Regions from separate parts of the Homo sapiens genome. Here region 2 is linked to region 1. The links are chromatin contacts, found by Hi-C or POLR2A ChIA-PET in ENCODE. All regions are on one chromosome and are shown on one strand. Each heading gives the region's core, a stretch centred on a gene start or an enhancer-like site at or near the end of the contact. The rest is flanking DNA. Distances are from core to core; before and after follow the strand shown.

Evidence for each region. Hi-C counts contacts between places; a loop is a spot of excess contacts on that map. ChIA-PET counts read pairs that join two places held with the same protein, here RNA polymerase II (POLR2A). Pooled maps may share reads with other maps.
Region 2: a pooled map shows a loop between it and region 1 (2.3-fold over the local background). The contact joins two enhancer-like sites. A Hi-C loop is called at or near these places in 1 of 50 pooled maps. POLR2A ChIA-PET finds 5 or more read pairs at or near these places in 4 of 52 experiments (GM10248, PC-9, T-cell and 1 more).

The regions. Positions count from the first base shown.
Region 1 is chr6:14,073,438-14,078,011 of GRCh38, reverse strand. No RefSeq gene overlaps it. Among named protein-coding and RNA genes, the nearest start is that of CD83, 42 kb to the left of the region's middle. Within about 2 kb of position 2,596, at least 13 of the 41 ENCODE cell types and tissues checked have a DNase peak (open chromatin) inside an H3K27ac peak, as active enhancers do.
Region 2 is chr6:16,318,018-16,322,591 of GRCh38, reverse strand. All of the region lies in intron 7 of ATXN1 (ataxin 1), which reads left to right. Among named protein-coding and RNA genes, the nearest start is that of GMPR, 82 kb to the right of the region's middle. RefSeq lists enhancers at 1,389-2,222, 2,135-2,254. Within about 2 kb of position 2,456, at least 32 of the 41 ENCODE cell types and tissues checked have a DNase peak (open chromatin) inside an H3K27ac peak, as active enhancers do.

The DNA.
Region 1 (4,574 bases), core at 1,347-3,846:
TGATGTTATGACTGGTCACAGGCTCAAGAACTGTCGCCCTCATCCAGCTGTTACTGGAAAAGGGTCCAGATCCAGACCCCAAGACAGGTTTCTTGAATCTTGCACAAGAAAGAATTCGGGGTGAGTCCATAGAGTAAGGTGAAAGCAAGTTTATTAAGAAAGTAAAGAAACAAAAGAATGGCTACTCCATAGGCAGAGCAGCAGCATGGGCTGCTTGACTGAGTAAACTTATGGCTTTTTTTCTTGATTATATGCTAAACAAGAGGTGGATTATTCATCAGTTTTCTGGGAAAGGGGTGGGGAGTTCCTGGAGCTGAGGGTTGCTCCCCCTTTTAGACCATATAGGGAAGCTTCCAGACCATGCCATGGCAATTTGCAAAGTGTCATGGCACTGGTGGGACTGTCTTTTAGCATGCTAATGCATTATAATTAGTGTATAATGAGCAGTGAGGACGACCAGAGGTCACTTTCATCGCCATTTTAGTTTTGGCAGGTTTGGACCAGCTTCTTTACCACATCCTGTTTTTATCAGCAGGGTCTTTATGACCCATATCTTGTAACCTCCTATCTCATCTTATGACTAAGAATGCCTAACCTGGGAATGCAGCCCAGCAGGTGTGAGCCTCATTTTACCCAGCCCTATTCAAGATGGAGTCTCTCCGGTTCCAATGCCTCTGACACAACCATATAAAGCTTTCCATCAGCTTTTCATATAATGGCATCAATAGCCATTGCTGATCAGTGCCTGATTCCATTATTTCATTAGAGGTTGAAAAATGCGATTTAAAATTCTTAGTTCTCTGGCATTTATTATCTGAAATTCTTGCATAAAGAACTTTCTTGTAACAACTGCTTGCTAACCCTGAAGTACAATTCACACAGGCAAGACAGGATAAATCATTCACTCATTTTCTTCATTGGCTTTTAAAATAATGACTTGGTTTCTGAGCATCTTCCAAAAGGGAACAATGAGGACGATTTTTGAGTATTATAATTAACTTGTGGATTTTAACATACATGATTCCTTGAAGTTATTCTATTTGCTGTAGTTATTATTCTTTTTGAAGCTCAAAATGTTCCATCTTTGCCCAGTGAGAGTCCCTTCAAGTTGGTTCCAGAATTCTCTCTTTTTTTGAGTTGAAGTCTCACTCTATCACCCACGCTGCAGTGCAGTGGTGCAATCTCGGCTCACTGCAACCTCTGCCTCCCAGGTTCAAGCAATCCTCCTGCCTCAGCCTCCCAAGTAGCTGGGATTACAGACACATACCACCACACCCAGCTAATTTTTGTATTTTTAGTAGAGACAGGGTTTCACCATGTTGGCCAGGCTGGTCTTGAACTCCTGACCTCAGGTGCTCCACCTGCCTCAGCCTCCCAATCCAGAATTCTTATGATGCAACTCCAAAGGCTTTGATAATCTCCTTGCTTTCTAGTAAATCAATGTGCTCTGGGTTCACCTTGTTCACTTCTTGTCCCAAACCTAGAATCAGCTATTTGTCCAAAGAATGTTGGTTTCTTTTATTGGAGATTGGCATTTAGAGTCAAATATCTGAGTGCTAAGAATGCTCATTGCCAGATTATTTAGTGAACAGTGGTTAGAAATACTTTTTTTAAATTTTATTTTATTTTAGAGATGGGATCTTGCTTGTTGGCCAGGTTGGTCTTGAACTGGCCTCAAGCAATCCTCCTGCCTCAGCCTCCCAAAGTACTAGGATTACAAGCATGAGCTTGTAGGAGAAATACTTTTATAAGAGAAGATATATCATGAGTTCATATCAATATTGTCAACTTAAATTTAGAGTTATAGGGTTTGTATGTAAATTGTTTAATTTTATGCTTGCAACCTTTTTAAACTGAAAATCTTGGTTCCTAATAACTTTAACATAATTATGATGCATATATATTTGCACATATATATAAACAGACATATGTTTCAAATGAACAATACCAATATTATTACCAAATAAAGATATAATTAATAAGTAGTATTATTGAACACAATTTAAAATTTATTTATAGTTGTTTGGTCCATTAAGGTATAATCCACTGGGGATGTATTTATATTACAGTACTTGAAAGCCATATGAAATAGTTCCTTTATATGTGGTTGACCCATTTGCTCAACAAAAGTGATTAGAAGTTAAGAAATTAACAAGGTTAATTTTTTTCCACTTTGCTTTCGATTTTGAAGGATTGTTTTCTATTTTTATTCACTTGTATTTTGTAATTATATAAAACATTTACATAAGTCCAAAGTCAAATCAACAAAATGTGAACTCAGAAGTCTGGCTTCCATTCTCACCTCTCTGACCTGTCCCTTCTTCCTGATAAGTAACTGTTTTTTATTAGTTTTTGCTTTATCCTATCATATAAAAAAATTAAGCAAATAGGACTCTGTGTGTTTTCCCTCTTTCTTATATATAGCTTGGCATTTTATTGTTTCTGAAACCTTGCTTTTTTCACTTATATCCTGGAGATCTAGAGAGAGTTGAAATCTGAGTTCTTTCAGTAACAACCTTCATCATCAAACACAAAAACATTTTCCTATCACAACGACTGCAAGGGTAACAGAAAGACGGAATGCCCCAATCAGTGTCAGAAGTTCTTCCTAAGTGAAAATGAAACCATCAGCTTGAACGTCTTTAGGCAGCTTGTTAAAGCTGTCTGGGCCTCCCAAATAATCCTGTGAATAACTCTGTATTCTAAGAGAACATTAATCACAATGCTTGGGATTAGCTGCATGGCATTTGTAAAAGACAGAGCAGGGTTTATGGGAGGGACATGTGTGGGAGGAAGGGCCGGGTTCATTCCTGGTATCCCGGCTCCCTGGCAGTGTAGCCTTGAACGAGGGATGAGTTAATTCCTCACTCAAAGTGTTACCATGAGAACGAAGTGAAATGAGGTCTGTTCAGTGCCAGGTACAGGGTCTGGCAGATAATGGAACTCAAAATGTGGTGGTTATAATTGTGATTTTCAGTAAGTTCTTTCACATACAAATCCCATTATAATTCTCAGGACAATCTTTTGAGGTAACTATCATAGCTGGCACAGTTTAGTTTTCGGTGAAGTTTATGACACAGTGGGGCTTTGTTCTGGTGTGCTGCCTCTTCGTTTAATGTAGGTTTAGGTATCTCTTGTATAATCTGAATACACCACACATTAGGCCCCGGTTCTGGACTTGAACTGTGGTTTTATTATATGAAATAAAAAGATTTTAACCACAGAATAGTTATTCTTCTGACAGACTGCTACTTGTATCTCTGATTAATTTATGTCATGCTTGGTTCTTAATCAAGAGTCAACCAATAATTAGAGCAGGGTCCCTGCAGGAAACTATGATCCCATTTATGACAATCCATTATGTGATTTAAATTGCAAGAAGGAACCATGGGGAAAAGGGGAGTATAAACCTCATTTATAAATTAGACCTTGACTTTTAGTTGAGCTATTCCCTTTAACTGGATCATTCCCATGATCAAAAGACATTTTCCTTAGAAGTAAATATTATCCCTGTGACCTTTTATACAAAAAGACATGAAATTATTGAATGATACTTTTGAGCAGACACATTTTGAGACATTAAATCTCTCTCTCTCTGTGTGTGTGTGTGTGTGTGTGTGTGTGTGTGTGTGTGTGTTTTCTAGTACATTTCCTCTAGCCTAGTGGTTATCAAACTCACCTGTACATTAGAATCCCAGGAGAGACAGATTGTGAGAGGTACAAAAACCCTCAGATATGGCTTGACTCTGTTTCCACACAAATCTCATGTTGAATTGTAATCCCCAGTGTTGGGGGGAGAGCTGGTGGGAAGTGATCGGTTCATGGAGGTGGATTTCCCCTTGCTGTTTTCATGATAGTGAGTGAGTTCTCATGAGACCTGATGGTTTAAAAGTACGTAGTGGCTGGGTGTGGTGGCTCACATCTGTAAGCCAAGCACTTTGGGAGGCCAAGATGGGTAGATCACCTGAGCTTGGGAGTTTGAGAGTAGCCAGGGCAACATGACGAAACCCCGTCTCTACTAAAAATACAAAAATTAGCAGGCCATGGTAGCATGTGCCTGTAGTCCTAGCTACTCAGGAGGCTGAGGCACAAGAATCACTTGAACCCTGGAGACAGAGGTTGCAGTGAGCTGAGATCATGCCACTGCTCTCCAGCCTGGGCAACTGAGCAAGACTCTTGTCTCCAAAATAAAAAAAGTGTGTGGCACTTCCCCCTTAGCTCTCTCTCCTGCTCCATCATGGTAACACATACTTGCTTCCCCTTTGCCTTCTACCATGATTGTCAGTTTCCTGAGGCCTCCCAGCCATACTTCCAGTACCGCCTGTGGAACTGTGAGTCAATTAAACCTCTTTTCTTCATAAATTACCCAGTCTCAGGTAGTTCTTTATAGCAGTGTGAGAACCGACTAATACACCCTTTCTTGGGGTCTGGATTGGGACCCCTTTCCGGTAACAAAGTAACAATTTAATTAAAAAATTAACACATTCAAACATGCAAAATATACTTCTTTATAATAAAAAATAAAATTATTTATCTCAAATATGAATAGCAAAGTGTTAGTATCTATATACTAA
Region 2 (4,574 bases), core at 1,207-3,706, 2.2 Mb before region 1:
CTGCACCCACAGAGAAATTCAGAAATGTGCAAATTGTTGAGCTTAATAAGCAAAATCACAAATTTGATTGGGGAAGTTGTGGAAGAAGAGATGGTTTTCTCCAAAACAGATGGCATTGTGACTCTAGGCAGAAATCCTGCATGAACAGACTCTTGAGGATGCCTGAACTCATAAGACCCCCCCAACATCACACCCCCAGGGAAAGCAGTGTGATATAGTATGGTGGTGACAGACCCAGGGGTGCGGATTTGGGTCTCTGGCAGGACAAGTTACTTCACCTCTCTGAGCTGCAGCACTCTCCTCTCTAAACCAGGCAAATGAGTTTTGTTTTTCTGTGGGTTTTTGTGTTCGTTTGTTTGCTTGTTTTGAGACAGGGTCTTGCCCTGTCACCCAGGCTGAAGTGCAGTGATGGGATCATTGGCTCACTGCAGCCTCAACCTCCTGGACTCAATTGATCCTCCCACCTCAGCCTCCCCAGTAGCTGGGACTATGGGTGTGTACCACTACACCCAGCTAATTTTCTGTGTTTTTTTGTAGAGACAGGGTTTTGCTATCTTGCCCGTGCTGGTCTGGAACTCCTGGGCTCAAGCGATCCACCCACCTCGGTCTCCCAAAATGCTGGGATTATAGGCGTGAGCCACGGCGCCCGGCCACGTATGATTCTTCATAGGAGATAATCTCTTGAGAGGGTTCCGTTTTTTAATGCTTCACTTTTATACTTTCCAGAACAGCACAGCCCTTGTAAAAATTTATTAGCGTCGGTTAACAAAAAACCAAGAAGAGCATTAAGATGAACATGTACTGACCTCATGCTAAGCGGCACACAGACCTCATGGGAACTAAAGCCATGGCATATAAAACTGAGGGGTGTTTAGTTTGGGGATGATTTTTAAGGGGCTGAATTCCTCATTAAGACTGTGGAAAGATGCCCCCAGCATTGTCCCAGCTGACGCTCCAGACGAGGCAATGTAGGAGAAAAATGCTTTTCCGTGTTTGTCACTATCCCTGTGGCATTGCCCTGCCCAGTACAGCTTTTCTCCACTCGAGCAAAGCGTCTATGCATCCCCCAGGCCCCCACCTAGGTGCTGTGGGAGGAAAGGGGAATGCCAGGTGTTGTCCATTGTTACTGCGTGCACCAAAGGAAGCCTCCTTCCTCTTCAGTGGAGGGTGATAGCACGTTCCCCACCCTGGAAGAGAGTTGCTGCTTTGCCATGCCTTGATTCTGGTTGAGAGTCCCAAAGGATGACAGAATCACTTCCCTTGGGCCTCACTGCCAAATATAATCCACTTAATATCCTCCAAGTTTGAGGCCATAAGTCTGTGGCGCATCCAGATGCGACCCCCGAGGCGATAGCATCAACGTGGGAGCCAATGCAACTCAAAAGAAGGATGGGGCTTCGCACCTCCTCCTTGGGTAGGAAGTAGGTTAGCTGCTTGGAAAATGCAGGAACTGGCACTGAAGAGATCTGAGTCTGAACATATCCCTCACCCGTCAGTAGCACTGGGACCTTGTGCAATGTTAGTTTTCCCTTCCCTGCTTCAACTTAGATGGCTCGGGCCCTGAGAAAGTGATTCACAGCTGAAAAATAAATCAAAGGCCTCGTGTTCTAAAAAGAGTTTATGGAAGGAGAGGCAGCTGATGAAAGTCTAGAAAGAAGGCTGAACTTTTCCAATGAGCACAATAAGCCATTTTTACCCTGCCTGTAATCCTCGGGGTGGAATCCCGCGAGTGGCCGAGGCGAGCACCCTTCCCGCCGTTCCTGTTTCTAAGGCTAAATGATGTCATGCCAGCCTGCGTGAGCATATCAATCTGTATTTCTGAGTATGAACTGGATTTGAGGGGTGCATTGGTGCTCCAGCCCTCCAGATCAGTAAGACAACCAATGCAGAAACAAGGGCTCCCAGGCTCCTCTTCTGCAAGAGGCTGTTAGTGACGTGCCCGCTGGGACAGCCCTGCCCAGGATGGCCCCAGCTGGGGAGCCTTTGGCTTCCATCTGGCGGCGTTCTATATTATCCCATCCTTCTGTCTCACCCTTCCTAGGTTCAGCTTCTCTGAAGAGTACACAGCATTTGCTCAGTGGAGTTGTAAAATGTATTGGTAAAGTGCTCTGGGTTGACACGTTCCTTTGCTTCTTTCCTAAATGCCAGGCTCTGTGTTATTAGGGCCGTCTGTCGCTTCCCAGCGCCTCCCGAGGTGACTGCTTCCCTGACTCGGTGGCTGCTTAATATTCAGTGCCATTTCCTCCTCCCGACTGTCCTGGCGTGGGTGTGAGTGTGCCTGTGTGTGTGCTCGTACAGCAGTTGTTATCATGATGTACTTACTGGCTGTCTACCGATGGCTTTCCTTTCATTCTACTATTTTTTGGTTGACTTCTGTGAGCTGTGAGTCATCGGTGGTAACATTATGCATTGAATGGATTAGCTGGTACCTAAAAATAGCCGAGGCCCTCATGCAGGCGGCACATGAGCCTGTAGAGTCAGTCCCTTTGCAGCCAAGGCAGACCCACTTGCCAACATTGAACATGCCGAGCTTGGTGGCGATGAATCCTAATGTATCAAAAAATAGATAGTTGGTGACTGCCCTGTGTGCAGAGCCCAGCCCTGGATTTGTGCCGCAGTTGTTGGTAATACACACTTCCTGTCTGTTCTGGTGCTGGAAAGGCTCCAACAGAGAAACTATGTCAAACCACATTTTTGTTTGTGGGTCTTTGTACCTCTCTAAAAAAAAAAAAAAAGGAGAAAAATGCTCTCCTTTAAACTGTATGTGCTATATGTGCCCCCAACTGGGTCATCTTATATGTTTTGATTCTCTCAGACTGTTGTTGTTTATAGCATTTAGAAAAAAATTAAAGACTATTGTTTAAAGCAGTTTTAGGTGTACAGCAAGTAGAGAGAGGTCTCACACACCTAACAGTTTTCCCTGTTATTAAAATCTTGCATTGGTGTGATAGATTGGTTACAACTGATGAGCCAGTACCGATACCTTATTTTTAACTAAAGTCCATAGTTTATACTACAGTTCACTCTGTGTTGTACATGCTGTTTTTGATGAATTTATGATGTCATGTATCCAGCATTACATTATTATACAGAACAGCTGTACCACCCTAAAAATCCCTTATGCATCAACTATTTGTCCCCCACACCCCACCTGAAACTCCTGGCACCCACTGATCATTTTACTCTCTCCATAGTTTTGCCTGTTCCAGAATGCCATGCAGTTGGAATCATCCGGTATGTCGCCTTTTCACATTGGCGTCTCTCACTTAGCGATATGCATTTCAGGTTCTTCCATGTCTTCTTGTTGCTCTGATAGCTCATTTCTTTTTAGCACTGAATATTATGTTGTTCTTTAAGGCACATTTTTTTTTTTTGAGATAGGGTCTTGCTCTGTTGCCCAGGCTGGAGTGCAGTGACACCATAATAGCTCACTGCAGCTTTGACCTCCTAGGCTCAAGCAATCCTCCCACTTCAGCCTCCCTAGGAACAGGGACCACAAGTACACACCACCACGCCCAGCTAATTTTTCTATTTTTTTGTAGAGACGGGGTCTTGCCATGTTGCCCAGGCTGCTCTTGAACTCCTGAGCTCATGTGATCCTCCCGCCTCAGGCCCCCAAAGTGCTGGGATTACAGGGATGAGCCACCCTTCCCTGCCTAAGGCACACATTTTAAGGCCCCAGAAAAGGAAGGCAAGTGAGCTAGAACCTGTGTGCCTAAGGGCTTCCGTGTCACAGCTGCTGTGGTCACTCACTGGGCAGTGTCCTTCCTGGCCATCCCTGAGCCTCCCCACAGGGCCTTCCCACAAGGGAGCTCTGTGAGCCACGCTACCATGTGTAAGAAAAACCCAGCTTTTAATGTGGGATTTGTGTTAGGAGGCGTCCCGGTGCTAGGGTGTGGGTTTACTGAACAACCCTGAAACACTTCCACCAAGGACTGAGTCAGGCTTTGCGTGAACATGATTCAGTGTTTTAAATAGAACACTCACAGAGATTCTTACACTCAGCCAAAGCGTTTTGACTGTTTTTATTAATGATTTTTAAACATTGCAGTAAATGGGTCTCTCGCTTACCCCCTTCATCTTTGAGACGGGGTTTTCTGATTTTTTTCATGCTGAGAACGTAACCATGCAGACTTAGCCTTCCAGGAAAGCAGACCGGCCTTTCTCTACAGGTAAAACAAGACTGAGAATTTCACTTGCAGACAAAGTTAAGAATGCCCAATTTAATAATTTCGCCAAAAAACAAGACATACTTACTGAAACCTAGCTTATGAGAGAATTCATTGCTCCCAGCAACAGGCGAAATTTGTATGTCTGGGATAGTGTCATGAAAAAATGTTTTGTAAAACAGATGCCCTTCGCAATTTGTGAAAACAGGGACTCTTGTGAAGGAAATGGGAGACATATTTAAACAACAGACGTTTTGTTTTCTTTCTATCTTGTTTTTGGTGATATGTACATATGTGTGTATATAGACATAGCACCAATCTAAGATTGAAATATACAATCAAACAGCATAAATATGCGTGTATGTGCATAGTGTTTAGATATAGTAGTTATTGACTAAGTGGTGA